Regions from separate parts of the Mus musculus genome. Here region 2 is linked to region 1. The links are chromatin loops, found by intact Hi-C in ENCODE. Cell type or tissue: left cerebral cortex. All regions are shown on one strand. Links, peaks and the distances in the headings refer to the core of each region. The heading gives the core; the rest is flanking DNA.

The links. Peaks named below come from ENCODE experiments on the same cell type or tissue, not always from the same donor. Only the 100,000 strongest peaks of a DNase experiment are listed, where the experiment ranks them.
Region 2: it touches region 1 in a loop (2.2-fold over the local background); 4 of 42 quality-filtered maps call a loop at or near these places.

The regions. Positions count from the first base shown.
Region 1 is chr8:90,541,432-90,549,774 of GRCm38, forward strand. No RefSeq gene overlaps it. Among named protein-coding and RNA genes, the nearest start is that of Gm39220, 9.7 kb to the left of the region's middle. In left cerebral cortex, for the core only: a CTCF peak has its summit at 3,983; DNase peaks (open chromatin) are centred at 1,459 and 2,264.
Region 2 is chr8:90,627,638-90,635,980 of GRCm38, forward strand. No RefSeq gene overlaps it. Among named protein-coding and RNA genes, the nearest start is that of Gm39220, 96 kb to the left of the region's middle. In left cerebral cortex, for the core only: no CTCF peak of the experiment used is centred there; a DNase peak (open chromatin) is centred at 3,400.

The DNA.
Region 1 (8,343 bases), core at 166-8,165:
TGACAACCATATTGAAATCACAAACTTGTCTGTTCAAGACAACTGAGCTCATCAGACTGGCCCCATCAGCTCCAGAATTTAGCTGAATTATAACTGCCAAGTGCTGCTGTGGCTACATGAGGTGGTTAGAAACAGAGGCAGTGAGGTCAACACTAAGAAGGAAGGAGAGCTAATTTCCCTCCAGGGAGTGACAGAGAAAGGCAGAAAAGCCAGGTACCTGGGTTGGTGGTATTTTTTCCTGTCCCAGCCCACCAAGGATTTCAAACATACACTCATACTCTTGCAATAAATTCCTTTTCTTATTCATGCTAGCTTGTATGGACCTCTGCCCCTTACAACTACAACAGCCCTAACCAAGAAGATCTGAAAAGTCGTTCCTGGTGCCAATGATAAATGTGTTTGACTTCATCAAAGTGATATTCTGATGGATCTGCGGTCAAATGCGAATGCTTGTCTTTTTTGCACTTTGTTGGTTCATTTAGAATCGCTTGGGTCCGGGGTTCGCTCTGTGATTTGAAGACAGGGCTCTTTCTGTGCCTTTTTCAGATGATAATGCAGACGAAATTTTCAGCCCAGCCCTCCATCAAACCAACATCATCTCGAGGAGGCATAATTATGGCTGCTATTTGGCTGGCTCCTAATGGAAGACAAAGCAAACAGTGCGCTAAGAAGTTATTTTCAATGATGACACTTCAAACAACACAGAGAAGGGGGCCAGCCAGCAAGTCGGAACTCCTGTAGCCCAATCTGTAGCATTCTGTCCTCAGAGGTCCTACCCCATGATAAGGACTGACAGTAGCTTTCCTTTGGTGGGTGAGTTGCAGTTACTCTAGCAGGCTATGAAATGGTTCCTGCTGGACCTGAGTGATCCAAACAAATTTTTAAAAAAAGATCTTGATTAGCAAAGAATCATACTCAACAATAGCTACTTCAGGATCAACTGGTAACATTGATATAAAACAGAGGCCAGGGTCTGCTTTCATTCATTTTTGTTGTTTCTTTGTAAGTGCAACTGTCCAAGGCCACAGCAGAAAAATGTATCTTCAAGTTCCTATTCAGTTGTGTGGCTGCTTTGAAGTTCAAAATTATGCAAATATTAGAGGGGCTAAGGCGGGATGTGACTCGGTGATGGGATGCTTGCTTAGCATGTGCAAGGTTCTGGGATCAATTCTCAATACACCCCCACCCAACACACACACACACACACACACACACACACACACAGAGTACAAATTTTTCCAAATGTTAAAAACTGTAAAAGTCATTACCGATGGTAATGCATTCTCGTTTGATGCTGCACACCCGGGGAGGGGTATAATTAGAGAACAGTTGGTCTGTAGTCCAATTATTTAGCCACTCTGCTTCATGAGAGAGAAATTTGGCTTAGTCAGAAAAACATCAAACTGCACGACACATCCTACTGCTGTAAAATAATTGTGTTTCACATACACAGTAAATGTGTCTGAAAAGTGGGAGGATACGAGAAAATAGCTTCAAGACATGCAGGAGACTTGGCTGCCATCAAGCTTTCGAACACCGTGGGTTTTTTTTTTCCTCCCAAACATTGCATAAGGCTCGCAGAGACAATTGGGTTTGTGTGTAAATACAATTGACTGGTTCTCGTCCCAGAGACCCTGCTTCCCACTCTCCAGCTAATACTATTTCCCTTTTTGTTCCGCCTCATTACTTCAAGCTTCCCTTACAGTTCTAAAGCTAAGTAATTTCTCTCTCTACTCTCTTTCTGCACCTTTACAAATATTTGCAAACGGTTAGCATGCCCTATCCTGGTACTTAACAATGAAGCAAAAAACCCCCTCGGTGTCTTTAACACTTAATAACTAGGCCAGTGTCTTAACTGCTTCTCTCTCCTACAATTTCAGCTGTCTAACATGTTATGGTAATTATCTGGTGCATTCCTCTACAGCGCAATGTTGAATTCAAAATTCTCTTTGCACTCCTTAGACAATTCTGGGTTGGTTGAAATTGCTCTATGCTGTTATCAAAGCCACCATAAACATATGGGGGGGGGAGCCTTTACTGAGTCCTGGATATTAGGAGAGCATGGTCACAAGACAGTGAGCAGTAGAGGCAGATCTGGTCTACTGTGTGGCCATGAGCAGATGACTAATTCTGTGGATCTTGTTTGTTTAAAGAGTTCACACATCTTGTCACTGGGATGTCTTCTAGATCCCGGTAGCCTGGTTTTCGAGCATCCCTTTGAAGACTAAGGTCAGTCAAGTCGTTCCTTTCTAGAAGCCTGTACTTGTGTCTGAGCCTTACAATGAAACCAAACTCCAAGCCTGCCAAAGCCTCGCCCACCCAGGGTTCTAGCTTTTCCTATACAGCTTCCTTCATCCTTTCCCATCTGTTTCAGACTCGATTCATCCCAATAAGAGTTGGAGACAAGGATTTGAGTCCAAGACATTTGAGTGAGAAGAAACTAATAAGGGAATGAGGAGGTGACAATGGAAGGAAACCAGGATAGAGTGTGTTATTGAGGAGCTTGTCACGATGAGCAATCAAAGTTTGATCCCACAGAGGTCTCCTGGTATACAGCAAAAAGTACTCAGCCTGCCTTGAGTTATCCCACTGAAGGATAGCCCCCATTCACAGAAACTCATGGACTCCCACAATCTTGCCATGTTGTCTTAGTTAGGGTTTCCATTGCTGTGAAGAGACAGCATGACCAAGGCAATTCTTATAAGGGACAACATTTAATAGGGGCTGGCTTACACTTTCAGAGGTTCAGTCTGTTATCATCAAGGCAGGAAGCATGGCAGTGTGTGGGCAGACATGGTGCTGAAGGAGCTGAGAGTTCTACATCTTGATCCAAAGCCAGTCAGAATAAGCCTGACTTCCAGTCAACTAGGAGGAGGGTCTCCAAGCCCACCTCCCACTGTGATACACCTACTTCTACAAGACCACACCTCCTAATAATGCCATTCCCTGGGCCAAGCATATTGAAACCACCACACATGCCCAGTCTGATGATGTAGTATGCCAGAAAAAGCCATCCTGGACTCAGGGTTGCTGAAAAAGTATCTCATGGATACAGGTAGGATCCAGCACTCTGCTCCACTGGCTGCTAAAATCCAGCTTTATGTGTTTTCCAGTTCTTTTCTCTTAAGGCCTATGTACAAATAGACCTCTCTGATTGGACATTTCACAAATAATCTTCTCAGTATGACATCTCTTTCTCCACTAAGTCTTCCCTGGGCTTCTTCATTACCATGCTCTCCAATGCTTTGCACAATTATTTTGATTTATTTTGCACTGTCTCCTTGTACCAGGTTATAAGCTGCACTTGGTCTGGAATCATGGATGTTTCATTTGCTGATGTGAAGCCAGCAAACAATAAATAAATGGCTGTTACTTTCTACATTGTTCTTTGTAGCATGTAGTTTGGCCTATACCGCTTTGTGTTCTTGGCTGGTCCCATGCATGCATCTGTCCAGGGGCTATCTCAGATCCATGAATAGAAAACACACACACACACACACACACACACACACACACACACACACACACACACACACACATACACACACACACACACACACACCAATTATTCTTAAAATGTCTTGGCTAACTTAAATGTCTGGGGATACCTAAACCTTCCCTTGACCAGTTGGGGAAGAAGCCACATGGTGGTTGGCTTTTCTCCTGTGGCTACTCTGTCCCTTTCTTCCCCATCTCTGATTCTCCTTGCATCCTACCCATACAACTCCCATGCTCAGCCATTGGCTATTAACACCTTTACTGATAGATCAAAAACCAGTTGAGGGCAAGGACCTTTTGTGTCAGTAAACACAGATCCCCGATTAAATCAAAGCATGAGAACTACCTACCTACAATTCTCACATGAGTAGATTTTTGAAAGCCTACAATTTGTGGGAAAACAATCCATAAAAACTAAACATGGTTTAGTGGGATAGAAAACTTTCTTTCATGAGGCTCTGTATTGAAAAGGACTCATTTTGTGGTCTCCTATAGGTGGCTTGTAGGTACTTCAGCTTTTGTGACTTAATAAGGATGTCAGCAGATACAAGCAGGGTTTTAGGATATTAAAGATTCGGAGATGGGTCTTCAACCTCAGGTCCCCGTGCTTGAGGCAATAATGGTGATAATCCGGGCATCTGAGGATTTTGCTCAACCTCGCTGATTCTTCTGTATCTGTGGTTAGGTGTTTATTTTGCAGCCTTTGCATTTTGAACATGCTGTGAAACACATGTCGAGATCAGAGGACCAATTGCTAGAGTCAGTTCTCCTTTCCATTGTGTGGGTCCCAGGGACTGAATTCAGGTCATCAAGCTTGCAAGTAAGCACTTGACCTGTTGAGACATCTACTGGTTGAAATTTCTTAAATATCACCTAAGGACCAATAAGCTTCCAGTCTATTAGTTGAGAAAAACAAAAGGATCCTTGTATATATTCTATGTACTCATAAAATTCTTTGGTTTAACTTTTTAACGATAATGACTAGACCACAAATACAGTGCTACAAAGCTCTGCAAACTGAACCTGTTTCTTTGTCTACAAAAAGTGGTGACTTTAGGTAAAAATCAAGGATGTCAAACAACTGCTGAGTCACTATTAGCTAAACCTATGCTCACAGCATACAGCACTAATTAATAGTTTCACTCCTTCACTGATCCAAAATGTGATCTTAGAAACCTGGCAGGAGGTCAACATTGCAGATAACAAGCTACACTGAAAGACTGGTGATATGACAGTGGGATTACACGTGACACCAGAAAAACATTTCACTTTTGTGATATTTTTCTCCAACACCCATAACTCCAGTGTAATCATGAGAAAACAAAACAAAATACCACAATAGTAAACTTCAAAGCTGTCACCAAAAAGAAAGTAGAAAGATGTGAAACTCTTACATATCAGAAAACAGAAAGGGGGGCTGGAGAGATGTCTCAATGGTTAAGAGCTCTGACTGCTCTTCCAGAGGTCCTGAGTCCAATTCCCAGCAACTTCATGGTAGCTCACAACCATCTGTAATGGGATCCGATGCCCTCTTCTGGTGTGTCTGAAGATAGTGACAGTGTCCTCACATATATAAAATAAATAAATCTTTTAAAAAAAGAAAGAAAGAAAGAAAGAAAGAAAGAAAGAAAGAAAGAAAGAAAGAAAGAAAGAAAGAAAGAAAGAAAGAAAGAAAGAAAGAAAGAAAGGAAACCAGAAAGGGGATATAACAACTAAGTGTGATACAGTATCTTGTTTTTATTTGGTTGGTTAGTATTTTGTCCGGGCACAAGTTTGAGCCTACAACTTAAGCATGCTGGCCAAGCACTTTGCCACTGAGCTATATCCCCAGCAACAATATAATACCTTGAATAAGATCCTGGGTCAGGAAAAAGCACTAGTAAAAGAAAAGGTAGCCAGATGAAATCAAACTAAAGTCTGGAGTTTCTAATTTCTTAATTTCAACAAATACAAAGTTTGTTATCTGGTAGATTAGCATTTGTGGGAGAAAGTTTTGCATATATGAGAATTTGTATTATTGTAGTAAATTTTCTATAAATCTAAAATTATTCAAAAATCAAAAGGCTACATTTTGACCAAGTAAGCTGTATACCCTCATTATCAGTTATGAGCATGTTCAATGTACGTAACCTCTCTGTCTCTCCTTTTCCATAATTTAAGTATCTTTCTTCTTTTCAAATATTTTGCTGCAGATAAAGAACACTGAAATTAAATGCTTACTATCAAAACTTGTGGTTAGAACATCTAGCTTGGGGCATGTAATAGGAAATAAATGATCCTGCCAAACTCAGTGTTATTCTTTCCCACATTCAAATAATTTAAGAGTTGATCTACTGCCATAGACTTCCTTAAATTAATGTCTTTTAAAATATAATTAATTTTCAAAATATCTTTCACTTACGCTCAAATTTAATTGCAAAGTTTGAGATCTGGGCATAGGCAGAATTTATTGAGTCCTTTTGATGCTAAAAAGCACTGCTGCCCTTAACACCAGCAATGAACTAAATTGCCGCAAATCTTGTACTAATGCCCTCCAGATGACATGTGCACTGTGAGAGTCTTAGAAAGATGCATGCAGCTTTTCCCTTGAAGACACATGCCAAGAAGAGGACTCACGCTTTCTGTGTACTTATGGATCCCATAACTCACTGTCTAGGTGAAATGGGCTGCTTTTGAAAACTTAGAGACCACAACCTTCACTTTTCAGATTGTAGAGCTAGCAGATTTCATTTACAGTATATTGCAACAAGTCCCTGGGAGTTTCTGCCAGAGCCTGTAAATCAGAAACAGTTAAGAAAAATGTTCAAGAGAATTTCCTATTTCTGCAGACAGAGAAGGTTGAAAAATATCAGAGGTAGAGTTATGTGGTGTGAAATGATGCTTTCTAAGGGGCTCTTTTGAGCAGTTTATTAAGAATTTGTCAAAGACATTCCTAGCACTCATCAGTGAATTAGACATGTATTAAATGCTTATTGTAGCATTTAAAGATCATGATACTTACCACTTAGAATCTACTTAACACGCTCAAAACATTTTCAATACTAATTAAATATCCTCCCACGTGTATCTGTGTAGAGAAATAAGCATTTAGAGGAGGAAGAAATACCTAGACACCCAAATAAAAAAAATCCATCAAAGAAGACTTGGGAAGTGGAGCACGATATTAAATATGTAAGGCAAAAGCATAGCATCTTGAATTCCAGCCAGAAGTCTAAGCTAGGTCCCCAAACAACCATTTGGAGTTCAATCTTTTCATCAAAATGAGCCTTTGTGCTTTTTTGTCTTCCTAAAGTTTTAGCTGCCCTAGACAGACTCTTTTGAGGGTTAGGCTAATTAGGTGGAGCAAACAGAGAAAACTAGTAATTCTGTCTTCCCAAAAGGAGGTTTGTCCTCTCAGAGTCTGGTGCAATGGATACAGTTCAGACTTTTCAGGCTCCCTGATTTCCTCTTTCTTTATGTTTTCAGATTTTCAAACGTACATGTTCCTTCCCGATGGGATTGGCACTTTGGTAGAGAGAATAACCATTGGGGAGTTGACCTTCATGGGTAGTTGTTTTCTACTTGAGAATATGAGGCACGCGTGCAAAATCTAGACAATGCATGTATGAGCCAGGCAAGCAGCATAGGACTACGTGGGGGGAGGTGGAGACTTGTGGGAAGGAGAATGGAGGAGGTGGGGGAAGCAAAGATGAATCTAGTGCTTCCTCTCATCTGCGGAGTCTAGACTTTAAAATATATACAGGAAGGCAAATGTGAAGCTATGTAGACAAAGAGACCAGCAGCAAGAGGGGCAAGAATGGGCTGGCCAACTTGCAGGAAAAGAAAACCTAGAACTAGTCTCACTCAGATTGACCGTGCTAGCATCCTGTTCCATGGAATCAGCCTACTTTATCCAGAAGTACATAGAACTGTTTTAGCATTTTCCAAAAACTCTATGTTATTTGAGAATACAGAAATGCTGGGAGCCATATGAGCAACTGGTTCAGCTCTAACCCATATGACCTTGGCCTAGCTGCCTATATCCAAGAAGATTGGGTTTGCTATCAAAAGTGTAGGTGTTGCTGGAAGCATCCCTTCTTTGAGGATAATTCGGATAAGATATGAGATGAGACATACATAATGCCTAGCTCAGGCCAAGTAACCACAAATACTGTCTACTATTATGATAGGCATGTAAAGGGGTTGCCGGAGCCTTATTGCTTCTGTGTGGCTGGTGGAAAGGCAGTGCAGCATCACCTGGTAGGTCAGAAGACATAATCTCAGGTCTTTTTCTGGGTCTACTAAGATAGAATCTGTATTTTAACATGGTCCCAGACCACAATATAGGGGGAAACCCACAAAACCTCAGGTAAAGTCTGCATTTCTAATAAGCTCTCTTCTTCCTTGCTTCTGGACCGTAGCCTATACTTAGGGTAGCACATCAGAGTTTGAGAGGCGCTGCCTTGACAAATTTGTGTTTCTGTCCCTCTCAGATGCACAGGAAGAAGTAGTTCCAAGACTGGCTTGTTCAAGTCACACACCCAGGCACAGCAGATCTGACTCTTTCTTCTGAATAAAAGGTTTGGGTCACAAATTGTCAGAGCAACGTAGTTCTCAATGAGCACACTGGGTGGTTTGAAATGGACCGTCAACCAAATACTGGGCTTCTGTACGCATGTCAAGGTGAGCCACTAAATGCTTGTGTTAATGAACGCAATGCTATCATTCACAACAGAGTCACTGTTAGATCTAGCAAATTCGCAATTAGCAGTAATTTTGCACCTGCTGTCATGGGAAGATGGCATTTCCTTTAATTTAGCTTGATGCTTTGATGATACTGTGGGAACAGCAGAGACAAGGCACTAT
Region 2 (8,343 bases), core at 288-8,287, 86 kb after region 1:
CTCTTCTGAAGGTCCTGAGTTCAATTCCCAGCAACCACATGGTGGCTCACAACCATCTGTAGGGAGATCTGGCGCCCTCTTCTGGAGTGTCTGAAGGCAGCTACAGAGTACTTACAATAAATAAATAAATAAATAAATAAATAAATAAATAAATAAATAAATCTTTAAAAAAAAACAACTGGATCTGCTAGGGTTACATAGAGAAACCACATCTTAATAAATAATAATAAACTGTTTAAAATTGCAATAAAATAAAATAAAAAATAAATCAAATGGACCTAACAGATACTACAGAACATCCTACCCAACACTACAAAATGTACATTTTTTTTCAGCATCCCATGGAATATTCTCTATAATAGACCAATTTGGAGACACAAAGCAAGTCTCAAAAAATATTGAAAGTGAAAATAATGTCTGATATCCTATCTGACCACCATGGAATAAAGCTAGAAATTAAAAATAAAAGAAACACCAGGGAGGGAGAGAAACCAGAGCTCATAGGGCACAGACAGCACATTATTGGATAATAAGTGAGAGACTGAAGAAATCAAGAAGTACATTTTAAAAATTCCTGAGATTGGGTAAAAATGAAAGCAGGGCATACCAAAACCTGTGACATACAGTGAAGGCAGTCCAAAGAGGAAAGTCTTTAGCTCTAAATGACTACATTTTTAAAACCTGGGGGACTAGAGAGATGGATCAGCACTTAAGATCACTGGCTGGTCTTCCAGAGGACCTGGGTTTGATTCCTCACACCCATGTAGCAGCTCAAATCTATCTGTAACTCCAGTTTTCAGTTATCCAAAGCCTTCCTCTAGCCTCTGGGTCACTGCACACTCATGGTGCACAAACACACATGGAAACAAAACACATATGTACATAACATGATAAAAATAAAAGTAAAATTTAGTGCATGATGGATCTGCAGGTAAAGTCACCCACCACCAAGCCAGGTGCCCTGAGCTTGATTCCCAGCATCCACAGAGTAGAAAGAAAGAAACGACCCCTCCAAGTTGCATTCTGATCTCTACACATGCTCTGTGGCATGGAGACACACACATACAGAGAGAGATAGACAGAGACAGAGACAGATCATTAATATATGAAACAAAAATCTAAATCAGAGATAACTCAAATAAATAGCATAATGATGCACCCTAAAGCTTTCAAAAAATGAAAAGCAACTAAATTCCAAAGCAGCCCAATGCTGGTAGTATAGTGGCAAACATAGCTTCCTTCCAAGCACCAGAGTAGTAGAAAAAATAATAATTAGTACCAAGGCAGAAATTAATGAAATTGGAATGGGAAAAAATACAAAGAATCAATTAAACAAAGAGTTGGTTTATTTAAAAAGCAAAACAGGATTGACAAATCCATAGCTGATTTAAGCAGAAGAAAGAGGGAAGACCAAAAGTAAAAAAATTCAAGATGAAAGTGGGGACGTGATCACAGACACCAGTGAAATTCAGAAAATAATGAAATGCTATATATAAAAAAAAAAAACCTATTCCACTAAGTCGAAAGATCTAAAAGAAAAGGATATATTTCTAGATATGCATGGCATGCCAAAGATAAATGAAGAACAGATCAATAACAACAAGAAATGAGATCAAAGCAGTAGTAAAAAGAAAAAACTCTCCCCTCCCCCAAAGAAAAATCTATGTCCAAACAGATTTACAGCAAAATTCTCAAGACCTTTAAAGAACCAAAACCAGTACTTCTAAGATTATTCTGTGAAATTAAAAAAGAAAGAATATTCCCAAAGCCAGTACCACATAAATACCCAACACAGATAAAGACACAGGAAAAGAACCACAATTATCTTACAATAGAGAGCCACACACACCATGTTCCTTGCTGCCCTCTTCACAGTAGCTGAGAAATGGAATCAGCCTAGATCTCCATCAACTGGTGAATGGATGTTGAAAATGTGGTACATTTAAATAATAGACTCAGTTATGAAAACTGCAGGAAAATAGAACTCAAAACAATATATTCTGAGTGAGGTAACCCAGCCCCTGCCCCCCCCCCAGCAAAGATAAATTCCATGTGTTCTCTCTCATATGTGGATCATAGTTTTGAAATTATCTTTTGAGTGTCTGTAGAGACCAGGAAGCAAGATAGGGGCCGTGAGGGAAGAGATGCCTGAACGGGGGTGCATGTAATAGAACTCATGTGAAATGAAAGGGGGAGCAATAGAGGGGTGGTAAGGTTTAAATGACGAAAGGAAAAGGGTAAAAGAAATGGGAGGGTGAGCTAAAATTAAGGTTGTGGGGAGACATACGGAAACTTACTTATTTTGTGGTTTTAAGAGCTTTTGAATGGAGATACACTACACTAGGGTGGATAATACTAATCCCAGCAGCCATGGGTACTCAAATGAAAACCTCAGTATCAGGTATGGGATGCCTCTGTATAAGCTCTTGGTCAGAAAGAATCCAGAGGCCTTGAAAACAGCACCAACAGAGACCTTGTCATTATCCTCCTGAACCAGGTGGCAAGACCTCGTTGCCGAAAATGCCACAGATCTTGGATGAAGGATGTAGAGAAATAAAGCTGGAACTGAATTGCAAGTTCCCTCTCTGCTCCCTAGATCTAGTTCACTGTGACAGGGGGAGCCATGTTGGCTGCTGGAGGAGAAGACTCAACAATCTATGCAACAGTTTATCTTATAAGTTTATCTACAATACAGTTAACAGTTAACAGTTTATCTACAATAATAATCTGCCGGGCCAGATATGTTCTCTGGTACAGTATTGGCATGGCTGATATAGAGATACCAAACTCCATCTGAGTAGATTTGAGACCCACTCCAAAGGAGGAAATTCATACCTTGTACTATAGTCAAAATACAAAAATCTCAGCCAAAATCCTATGAGTAGGGAGGTCACAGTCCCTAGGGAATCACTATTGTTTTGCTAATTTGACATGACGTCAAACTGCCTTCTAAATATTTTCATTTCTGATCACAGACCAATGCCTGGATCTCTTAGCCTTGGTTTCTCTGTGCAGTAAAAGACAGTGTGACTGCAGAGATGCACAGCTGCTTAAGGGTCTGAAATTTAGTGATTGCGGTATATTCAGCCCCAAACAAGGCATTTGTACCACCACTTCTAAGGTTCAGGGGATGTCTCAGAAGAGGAGATAAGAAAAAATGTAAGATCTGGGTGGCAGGGGGCAGGGGTTGGGGGGGGGGTGGGTTGTAAATCATTATCTTCTAAGCACAATGCCATCATTGAAATCATGAACTCATAGAAGCTGAAGTTGCCTGCACTGGGCCTGCATAAGACTAGGCAGTCACCAGTCAGTCATGGATGGGGGAGGGGCTCCTGGGGCTCTACCCTTCCCTGGGGAACTACTGGCAATGGATGCTGGGAGAATTATTGTCTCTAGTTGTATACCCACTGGGAAGCCTGCCAGACTCTAGGAGATCATTCCACACCTACTGTCACATGAATAACCTTGGTGAAACTCAGTCACGAAAAAAAAGACTCCAATGTGGGAAGAGATTTATAGGGAAGATGGTGGGAGGGAGATAGAGAGGGTGTGGAGATGAGAGTAATCAGTGCATTATATACACGTTGAAGTCATAGTGGAATAAATTTAGTTAATAAAAAAAACAGAAAACTCAAATTTTAACTCAAATCTGAGGTCAGGAGAGCAAGTCCATCACTTGTAGTCTATTAGCAGAGTTCCCTCTTGCCTGGCTTTCTGTTGCATGCAGACCTTTCGGTGATTAGACCTGGCCTCCCACACTGGGGAGGACAGTCTGCTTGCCTCAGTCCTACCCAGGCAAGTGTTAACCTCATCTAAACACTTCTTTGCATGGTCACTTATGATAATGTTTGACTGATTATCTGGGCCCTACGAGGCCCAGTCAAGTTGCCACACATGATTATCCTACTGCTGCCTTGCCATGTTTAGCTCATAGTCAAAGCTGCCCATCTGCTCCTCAACTGTGAATTGTATATCCAAGCATTTCTCATTCGGCTCTGCTGACCTCTTAGCTGCCTGACTCCTCTTAAATCTGTGAGTCTCTTAGACCATTTTAATTGTCTTCATCTCCTCAGTACCAGAAAAAGTTATGTCCTATGCAAGTTAAGTCCTTTTTAACAGCATTTCTTGGATGGATGGATAGATGGATGGATGGATGGATGGATGGATGGATGGATGGATGGATGGATGCATAGATGCATAGATGGATGCATAGATGGATGCATAGATGTATGCATAGATGGATGCATGGATGGATGCATGGATGGATGCATAGATGGATGAGTAGATGCAAGGAGAGATGGTAAGTGGATGGAGGATAGATGGATGCACACATGCATGGATGGTGGATGGCAGATGGATGGATGCATGCATGCATGGATGAATGGATGCATGAAAAGATAGATGATGGATGGATGGGTGGGTGGATGGATGGATGGATGGATGATAGATGGATGGATGGATAGAATTTCCTAGAATAATGTGATATTGAATACAGGATAAACTGACTAGAGACATTCTGGCAACTCTGGAATTGGGTCTTCAGAGAAATAAATTTTTAGCCTGTACTTTTACTGAGTAAATGGTTATCTCAACATCAGGACCAAATATTAAATATATCAGAATGGTTAGTAAAGAGCATGTGGCTGGTAGTGGTTTTCACATGCATGGTTTCCCACAGAAAAGGTAACTCTTGCAATACCTTCTACCCTTCTGTGCTTCTCAGTGATGAAGTTGCCCTGTTGTAATTGATGAGAAGATTCAGGTTGCCTAGTTCACAATTAACATGGTTGCCTTTAGCAGTCTCATTTTGTCCTAAGAATGCCAATGTAGTATTTCAGTTGATCCAACTTCCCAGATCCTCTGACATATAATGCTATATAGATTTCACAGGACAAAGAAATGGTTCTAGAAACTTCTGTAACTTAAATCTCATGTAAAATAGACTAGGAAACAAGATTTCAGACCTGTAGAGTCTAGCTCAGAGGTCCCAAAGCATTAACTCAGAGGATATGTTACAATGTTATTGCAAAGTTAGAATAAACTCCTAGCTAAGAAACACTTTTGCGAAGGGCAAAGTCAGGATATCTTTTAAAATCGTTTTTTACCATTACTTTTCCTGATGGGCAATCCCTGGTGGTCGAAGCCTGAGAGGTCTCATAACTAACCTAAGAAAATTTCTAAGCAGTCTTTACAAATTCATATTTTATAGCTTGGACATACACCCCATCTCAGAGGGAAGTAGAAGAAATCCTAGCCACTATCGATGTTTCTTATCAATAATGATAAATAGAGAATGATGTGCAGCAGAGGCAAGAGACGGCCAAAATCTGCTGAATGAGGAAACACAGAACTTCCTTCCTTAGAAAAGTCCTGATGAAAGTATCAGGAAAAAAATCCCCAGAGCATCAGCACAGCAGCTGCCCAACAGCCATGAAAGGATAAATTCCCAGCATCCACACCTAGAGACAACCCATTTCCCTCTGTGTTCAGCAAGGGTGGTCCAAGATATCTGTCTCGAGAGAACGCTGGTTTTGAGCAGTCAGAGGCATTGAGATCACGGAAAGACATACTGTCATTCCACATGCATTTCTCCAAAAGAAGAATCAGGGGAGCCAATTCTGAATGTTCTCCAAAGTCCCACCACCAATCTGTCAAAGGATCTGTGGAGAGAGGGAGAGGGAGAGGGAGAGGGAGAGGGAGAGGGAGAGGGAGAGTGAGAGTGAGAGGGAGAGGGAGAGGGAGAGGGAGAGGGAGAGGGAGAGGGAGAGGGAGAGGGAGAGGGAGAGGGTAGAGGGAGAGGGGAGAGGGAGAGGGTAGAGGGAGAGGGGAGAGGGAGAGGGAGAGGGAGAGGGAGAGGGAGAGGGAGAGGGAGAGGGAGAGGGAGAGGGAGAGGGAGAGGGAGAGGGAGAGGGAGAGGGAGAGGGAGAGGGAGAGGGAGAGGGAGAGGGAGAGGGAGAGGGAGAGGGAGAGAAACATTCGAGACCACTATTTCAGAAAATGGAGACTTCCATGGTTTTGAGTCAACTGATGCTGAGGTATAGAACCTTAAGGATTAAACATACTTTCATTTTCATTTGCGTACCTCACCACAGACACACATGTGTATCTCCCTGAATTTGTGAACAGACTATCTGGAATCTGTTTGGATCATTCCTAGAGGGTGTGCAGCCAGTGTTATGAATGTGTTATTATAGCTGATGTCCTGTCACCTGTCACACAGAAGCTCCCAGAGCTGGTCCCCTCCATTCTTTGGGAAATGGAAAGCTCTTTGACTGGCTTCACTGTTGATACTGTTCTGTCTACCTTTGACATCTTTCAAGATGTCTTTCAACCTTTTCTTCTGCCTAGAAATTACATCTTCCAATTGCCTTCTCTGTTCCTTTCTTGTACAAGCCCCAACCCGTGGGCCATCTCCAGGCTCCTACTTGTTTTGTGACTATTGTTGGCATACACCCATGCTCACACCTTTCTGCCTTGTCCGTGAGCATCTTTGTATACAGCAAGCCAGTCTAAGCACCAGAGACTGAAGCTAAATAACCCCATGAGCTTGCGCTATACCTTCTGTCCTTTCCAGAAAGTTTGCGAGCCTTTGTTTCAGATTCGTAGGCGAGTCAGGATCTTTGCTGGAGTGAGGGAGACACCTTCCCACTCCTGGATAAAATAATTTGATAACTAGAATGCTCTTGATAGCCAACAGTGGCTAATGATGCAGCGTCGAACCTAATTTTCAAATAAAAGGAAATCTTAGATTTTATCCTGCTTTGTTTTGGGTGGGGGTGGGAGGAGATGGCCCATGTAGCCCAGGCTAGTCATCACTATCTAGTTAAGTGCTAGGATTACAGGCTTGTGTCACTGTACCTGACTTAGGTGGTGCTGGGTATGAAACCCAGGGCTTTGTGTACACTAGGCAAATACTCTACCAACTAAGCTAAACCCTTAGCAGCAGTCAACCACAAATTTTAGAAGCTAGAATGCCTTGATATTTGACATTTGATTCCAATGTGCTTGAAGCAGCTATCTGCCTTGACCCAGGTGGTTATACCTCACTCTGATAGAGAGGAGTCCTTCTGTCTTCTGTTCATTAAGCGCCAGCTAGCCCCAGCCTTGAAGTACAGCTGGTGTCACTGACTTAACAAGAACGCAAAAGGAAGGCAGACAAGAGAGAATCAGAAAGTCACCAAATTCAAAAACAAAATTATGGGGCCAACATGATGGTCATCAACATGATCTGATGCCACCAAGCTTGACAGCCTGACTTTCATCCCCAGGAGTCACAGGGTAGAAGGAGAAAACCAACTCCAACACGTCCACATGCATACCATGACACATGCATACATGCACACACATATGCATGTGCATATGCATACACATGTACAAGCACATGCTACATGTGCACATACACACATATTCACTCATGAATGCACATACAAATAAATACAATTTTAAATTATTAATAAAGTAATTAAATTACAGGCCAGTGAAATGGTTCTGTGAGCAAAGGCTCTTGCTGTACAAGCCTGGCAACCTGGAACTCATGGGGGAGAAGGAGAAAACTGGCTGCCACAAGTTGTCTTCTGATCTCCGTAAATACAGACAAAAATAATAAATATAAAAATAAAATTATAAGGAAGAACAACTAAGTCAAATCTCTCTCTGAAATGTGCAGAGGAAGAGGCAAGCATGTGCTTTTAAAATGAGCAAGATGGCTTAGCAGTTAAGAGCACTGGCTGCTCTTCCAGAGGACCAGGGTTCAGTTCCCAGCACCTATCTAGCCATTCATACTGTCTGTAAATTCACTTCCAGGGGATCTCTTCTCTTCTGATCGCTGCTGGTTGGTCTTGCACTCAGATAGTGTATAGACATATGTGCAGAAAAATAAAACACCTATACATATAAAAATAAATAAAATTTTTAAGTAAGAATGGCAGGCTCTGTTGGTAGGATACTACTTGCTTACCTAGTATGTAGGAAGCAGCCCTGGGTTGATTATTCCCAAAGACCACACAAACGTGATGCAGGGATGCATGCCTGTAATCCCAGGAGTGTCAGAAGGTCAAGGTCATCCTTAGCTGTATATATTTGAAGTTGAGATTAGCCTGGGCTATATGAGACCCAATCTAAAGAAAAAGTGAGGGGAGGAAGGGAAGGAGTGAAGGAGAGAGGAGTGGAGGGCAGGAAAGGGGGAGAGGGAGAGGGAGAGAGAGAGGGAGAGAGAGAGAGAGGCAGCATACTGTTGTGACCCAGAGTAAATTGCAGCGGGGGAGGGGGACTGCAACATAGGCAGCATATGGTATTCCTTGCACACAGGATAATTAAGCAGTGCCTTGGAAAGGGCATGTGCAC